2 separate regions of the Homo sapiens genome follow, and region 2 is linked to region 1. Evidence: read pairs that join two places in POLR2A ChIA-PET (ENCODE). Cell type or tissue: A673. All regions are shown on one strand. Each heading gives the region's core, and the rest is flanking DNA. Links, peaks and the distances in the headings are about the cores only.

The links. ChIA-PET counts read pairs that join two places held together with the same protein. Peaks named below come from ENCODE experiments on the same cell type or tissue, not always from the same donor. Only the 100,000 strongest peaks of a DNase experiment are listed, where the experiment ranks them.
Region 2: POLR2A ChIA-PET joins it to region 1 with 8 read pairs; 3 of 35 experiments call an interaction of 5 or more read pairs at or near these places.

Annotation. Positions count from the first base shown.
Region 1 is chr1:9,559,830-9,562,741 of GRCh38, reverse strand. The region is part of intron 2 of SLC25A33 (solute carrier family 25 member 33); the gene reads right to left. Among named protein-coding and RNA genes, the nearest start is that of SLC25A33, 22 kb to the right of the region's middle. In A673, for the core only: no CTCF peak of the experiment used is centred there; a DNase peak (open chromatin) is centred at 1,071; H3K4me3 peaks cover 1,175 bases; H3K27ac peaks cover 2,187 bases.
Region 2 is chr1:9,923,772-9,926,683 of GRCh38, reverse strand. It overlaps LZIC (leucine zipper and CTNNBIP1 domain containing), which reads left to right. Exons shown (of 8, transcript NM_032368.5): 8 at 1-391. Among named protein-coding and RNA genes, the nearest start is that of CTNNBIP1, 15 kb to the right of the region's middle. In A673, for the core only: no CTCF peak of the experiment used is centred there; no DNase peak of the experiment used is centred there.

The sequences.
Region 1 (2,912 bases), core at 86-2,585:
GCTGGGATTACAGGCACCCGCCACTACGCCCAGCTAATTTTGTATTTTTAGTAGAGACAGGGTTTCTCCATGTTGGTCAGGTTGGTTTCGAACTCCCTACCTCAAGTGATCTGCCCACCTCGGCCTCCCAAAGTGTTGAGATTACAGGCATGAGCCACTGTGCCTGGCCCATTTATATAATTCAATTACATAAAAATATTATGCAGAGACAGTAGTCTTATTTTCTAATCAAATCATTTTCCTTACTGACAGGTGTTAAGCCCAGGCCCTTTTAAGTGATCCCATACAACCTCTGCCTCCTGGGTTCAAGCAATTCTGCTGCCTCAGCCTCCTGAGTAGATGAGATTATAGACAACAGCCACCACGTCCTGCTAATTTTTTTTTTTTTTTTTTTGAGATGGAGTCTTGCTCTGTCAGCCAGGCTGGAGTGCAGTGGCTGCATCTCGGCTCACTGCAGCCTCCGCCTCCCAGGCTCAAGTGATTCTCCTTCCTCAGCCTCCTGGATAGCTGGGATTACAGGTGTACACCACCATACCTGGCTAATTTTTGTATTTTTAGTAGAGATGGGGTTTCACCATGTTGGCCAGGCTGGTCTTGAACTCCTGACTTCAGGTGATCCGCCCACCTCAGCCTCCCAAAGTGCTGGGATTGCAGGCGTGAAACACGAATATTGCCCCTTTTTTTTTTTTTTTGAGACGGAGTCTTGCTCTGTCGCCAGGCGAGTGCAGTGGCATGATCTCGGCTCACTGCAACCTCCACCTCCCGGGTTCAAACAGTATTGCTCTTTTAAGGGTTCAAGCAGTATTGCTCTTTTAAACGATCGAGCTGTCTGAACTAAAACCTCTCTCAAGTAACACCCTGAAGTGGCCTATACTTTATAATATAGCACATAATCAAGATTTTCAAACGCTAAGTGTATCAAGAAATTGTGTAAAGTTTAGATCCTCTCTGTGGTCCCCATTAATGTACCCTGTTCAGCTTCAGGAGTCATTTAAACACAATTAAGGGAATCTCTGGCTCCAGGAAGCTTGAAGCCGCTCATCCATAATGCAGTAGGGAACTCGTGTCCTCAAGTGACTCAGGCCTGTTAAGAACTTAAGAAAGGCGGTCTCCATAGTTACACATAATAACAGTTGGCAAAAAGCCAAATCTGTTACATAATCCAAACTTCTAACCTAGCTTGATGTTTACAAAACTTTTCTGGAACAATTAAGATCCTACTATAAATGGTACATTTCAGCTGCAAAATCAAGCCCAGAAGGATCCAGACTCATTTTCCCACAGTCACAAACTTTCATTTAGGAAAAAAATGGAAAAAAAAAATCAGGGTCTTGTTTGGAGCATTTTATTCTCTTCACTGTTTTATATCATAATATGCATAGCACAGACTAATCCAAGACAAATGTCTCATCTGAACACTGTGGTTCCTAAAAGATAAGATAGGAGATCACTAACACGTTACTTTTCAATGAAAAAGGCACTTGAAAAAACAAAAAGAGGGCTGCGCGCGGTGGCTCACGCCTGTAATCCCAGCACTTTGGGAGGCCGAAGCGGGCGGATCACAAGGCCAGGAGATGGAGTCCATCCTGGCTAATACCGCTGAAACCCCGTCTCTACTAAAAATACAAAAAAAATTAGCCGGGCGTGGTGACGGGTCCCAGCTACTCAGGAGGCTGAGGCAGGAGAATCGCTTGAATCCGGGAGACAGAGGTTGCAGTGAGCAGAGATGGTGCCACTGCACTCCAGCCTGGGCGACAGAGCAAGACTCTGCCTCAAAAAAAAAAAAAAAAAGAATGTGTCTCAGCAGTTTAAATAGTAAGAACTTTGCTGGAAAATATTAAGCCAGAAGATTTTTATTTTTTTTAAAAGCAAATACCTGAAATACATATACTATTTATTACTCTGGCACATTTAATAGCAGATACCTGAATCTGTTAACATATTGCCTTTTTGCTTTTTAAGTAACTATTAAAAAAAAAAAGATAGGTTCGAGATAGGTTCTTCAATAGAGAATTTTTTTCTTTAACAGAATACTTTTCTTTAACAGAATAGAGAATATTTTTTTCTCTGAATTTTGAAAATAAACTTTCTATAAACAAATTCTGTTCTCTGACAAGTCTTTTAAAGTAGTATTCCCCAAATGAGTAAGACTATTAATAAGCAGACAACTTTTTTTTTGAGATGGAGTCTTGCTCTGTTACCCAGACAGGAGTGCAGTGGCACGATCTCGGCTCACTGCAACCTCCGCCTCCGGGGTTCATGCCATTCTCCTGCCTCAACCTCCCGAGTAGCCGGGATTACAGGCGCCCACCGCCACACCTGGCTAATTTTTTGTATTTTTAGTAGAGATAGGGTTTCACCGTGTTAGCCAGGATAGTCTCTATCTCCTGACCTCGTGATCCGCCCGCCTCGGCCACAAGCAGACAACTTTTAAACGAATGACCATGTTATTTGCATGGGTTTTTTTTCTTTTCTCTTTTTTTTTTTTTTGAGATGGAGTCTCGCTCTGCTGCCCAGGCTGGAAGGCAGTGGCGTGATCTCGGCTCACTGCAACCTCCGCCTCCCAGGTTCAAGTGATTCTCTTGCCTCACCCTCCCGAGAAGCTGGGATTACAGGCACGTGCTGCCATGTCCGGCTGGTTTTTGTATTTTTAGTAGAGACGAGGTTTCGCCATGTTGGCCAGGTTGGTCTCTAACTCCTGACCTAAGGTGATCCACCTGCCTTGGCCTCCCAAAGTGCTGGGATTACAAGGGTGAGCCACTGCGCCCAGCCTTGTATGGTTTTTGAATAACAAAGTGTCTTCCAAAAATGTCAACAGGAAACTAACACGGGCTTTGTAGATAAGACAAAAGCCTGTACCCTTGTTCTTGTTTGATCACTTACTAGATAAAGACCCTCTCTGTAAACCATCG
Region 2 (2,912 bases), core at 221-2,720, 360 kb before region 1:
AGAAATAAGTTCCAATGAGCAAGTGTCCAATCGGACCATTGAATGAAATCTAGTGTTTTAAACAATTCTGATGTTTCAATGTTTTGTTCTGTTTTCTTTTGATCTTGTGAGCAGTAAGACATATTTTATGTGGGTGGTAAAGGAAGAAATCAAGTAACAGAATGAGGAATTGTTCCCAGGAAGAGTTAGAGTTGGGACAAATGGGTTGTTAACTTTGATTTTTAGATCTTCTCTGAAGACATTAAACATGGAATGGTCATCTTTAGAAAAATAAAAGACTATGCAACTCCACCACTGAAATGGTATCTTATTACAGTGAATGATGGATAATCTGAAATTACTATAGAAAAAAATAAACCCAGACCATTTTGCCTAGAGCCTTTCAACCACCTTTCTGTCCACGTTTTTCTTTTTTATTCTATTTATTGCTAAGACCAGTGAATGTTCTTCTTTGCCTTCCAAAATGTTTTCCAGCATTAGTATGTAAATTAAAACTGTCGGCAGGGCGCCGTGGCTCACACCTGTAATCCCAGCACTTTGGGAGGCGGAGGCGGGCAGATCATAAGATCGAGACCATCCTGGCTAACATGGTGAAACCTTGTCTCTACTGAAAATACAAAAAATTAGCTGGGCGTGGTGGCGGGCGCCTGTAGTCCCAGCTACTCAGGAGGCTGAGGCAGGAGAATGGCGTGAACCCGGGAGGCGGAGCTTGCAGTGAGCCGAGATTGCACAACTGCACTCCAGCCTGGGCAACAGAGCAAGACTCCATCTCAAAAAAAAAAAAAAAAAAAAAAAAAGGCATGAGTGGTGGCTCATGCCTGTAATCCCAGCACTTTGGTAGGCCAAGGTGGGCAGATCACAAGGTCAGGAGTTCAAGACCAGCCTGGCCAATATGGTGAAACCCTGTCTCTACTAAAGATACAAAAGTTATCCAGGTGTGGTGGCGTGTGCCTGTAATCCCAGCTACTCAGGAGGCTGAGGCAGGAGAATCACTTGAACCTGGGAGGCAGAGGTTGTAGTGAGCCAAGATCTTGTCACTGCATTCCAGCCTGGGCGACAGAGGAGACTCTGTCTCAAAAAAAAAGAGTTCACAATGGAAAGTCGATACTGTTGAAGAGCTTCAGCAAAGTTGAGAGGTCTGAGGCTGTCAACTGGAAGCTTCCTAAATGCTTGGTTATTTTTCTACCAGAAAATCACACTGCTTATTGCTTACAGCCTCAGGCAGTTGAATACAATTAAAAATAAACCAGCAAAAATATCATTTATTATAAAAGAAGTCAAGGAGAGCCATCAAGTTTTTCTGTGTGTTTGTTTTTTAGAGTGAAGATAATGCTGGTAAGGGTTTTTTGTTTGTTTGCTTGTTTGTTTTTGAGACGGAGTTTCGTTCTTGTTGCCCAGGCTGGAGTGCAATGGCCCGATCTCGGCTTGCCGCAGGGTTCAAGCAATTCTCCTGCCTCAGCCTCCTGAGTAGCTGGGATTACAGGCATGCGCCACCATGTCCAGCTAATTTTTTTTTTTTTTTTTTTGTATTTTTAGTAGAGATGGGGTTTCTGCATGTTGGCCAGGCTGGTCTCAAAGTCCCGACCTCAGGTGATCTGCCCACCTCGGCCTCCCAAAGTGCTGGGGTTACAGGCGTGAGCCACTGCGCCCGGTGGTAAGGGTTATTTCTAAGATGATACATCAGCCACAGATCCTCTGCCTCAGCCTCTGGCGACTGTAACTGAATTTTGAAGCCCCCCCTGCAAAACCTCCTGCTGAGCTGTGTTACAGTTATGACTTGGTTTGAGAGTTTCTGCTACCTTGTCTATTTCCTGTAAAACATCGTAGCAGGTCAGGTACTGTTTTTTGGTCACTACTAAATTGTCATATTACACGAGGCTATTCTTTACTACTAAAGGAGCTTAATTTTGTTGTTGTTGTTTTTTCCCCAACATTATTCCTTCAATACTCATTAACCAGGCCAGATTGAAAACAGAGCCAGCCTGAGCAATGTGGCGGAATGCCATCTCTACAAAAAAACACAAAAATTAGGCCGGGCACGGTGGTTCACGCCTATAATCCCAGTACTTTGGGAGGTGGAGGTGGGCGGATCACAAGGTCAGGAGATGGAGACTATCCTGGCTAACACGGTGAAACCCCATCTCTAGTAAAAATACAAAAAATTAGCTGGGCATGGTGGCATGCGCCTGTAGTCCCAGCTATTTGGGAGGCTGAGGCAGGAGAATCGCTTGAACCCGGGAGGCGGAGGTTGCAGTGAGCTGAGATCGCGCCACTGCACTCCAGCCTGGGTGACAGAGCAAGACTCCGTCTCAAAAAAATAAATAAATAAATAAAATAAAATAATATGGATATTGGATAGAGCCTTTTTTTTCCCCAAATAAGACAATTAAGTGTTTTATTGTTAATACATTTAGATATATAGCGGCATCCCTGTAGAGGTTTGTTTTACAGTGAGAAAGTTGTGTTTTAAGTTGACCCAACAATGAAAAACAACTATTGGCTGGGCACAGTGGCTCATGCCTGTAATCCCAGCACTTTGGGAGGCCGAGGCGGGTGGATCACGAGATCAGGAGTTCGAGACCAGCCTGGCCAAGATGGGGGAACCCCGGGTCTACTAAAAATACAAAAAATTAGCTGGGCATGGTGGCAGGCACCTGTAATCCCAGCACTTTGGGAGGCTGAGGTGGGTGGATCACCTGAAGTCAGCAGTTTGAGACCAGCCTGGCCAACATGGTGAAACCCCATCTCTACAAAAATACAAAAATTAGCCGGGCGTGGTGGCTCATGCCTGTAATCCCGGCTACTCGGGAGGCTGAGGCGGGAGAATCGCTTGAACCTGGGAGGCAGAGGTCGCAGTGAGCCAAGATTGTGCCATTACACTCCAGCCTGGGTGACAGAGCAAGACTCTGTCT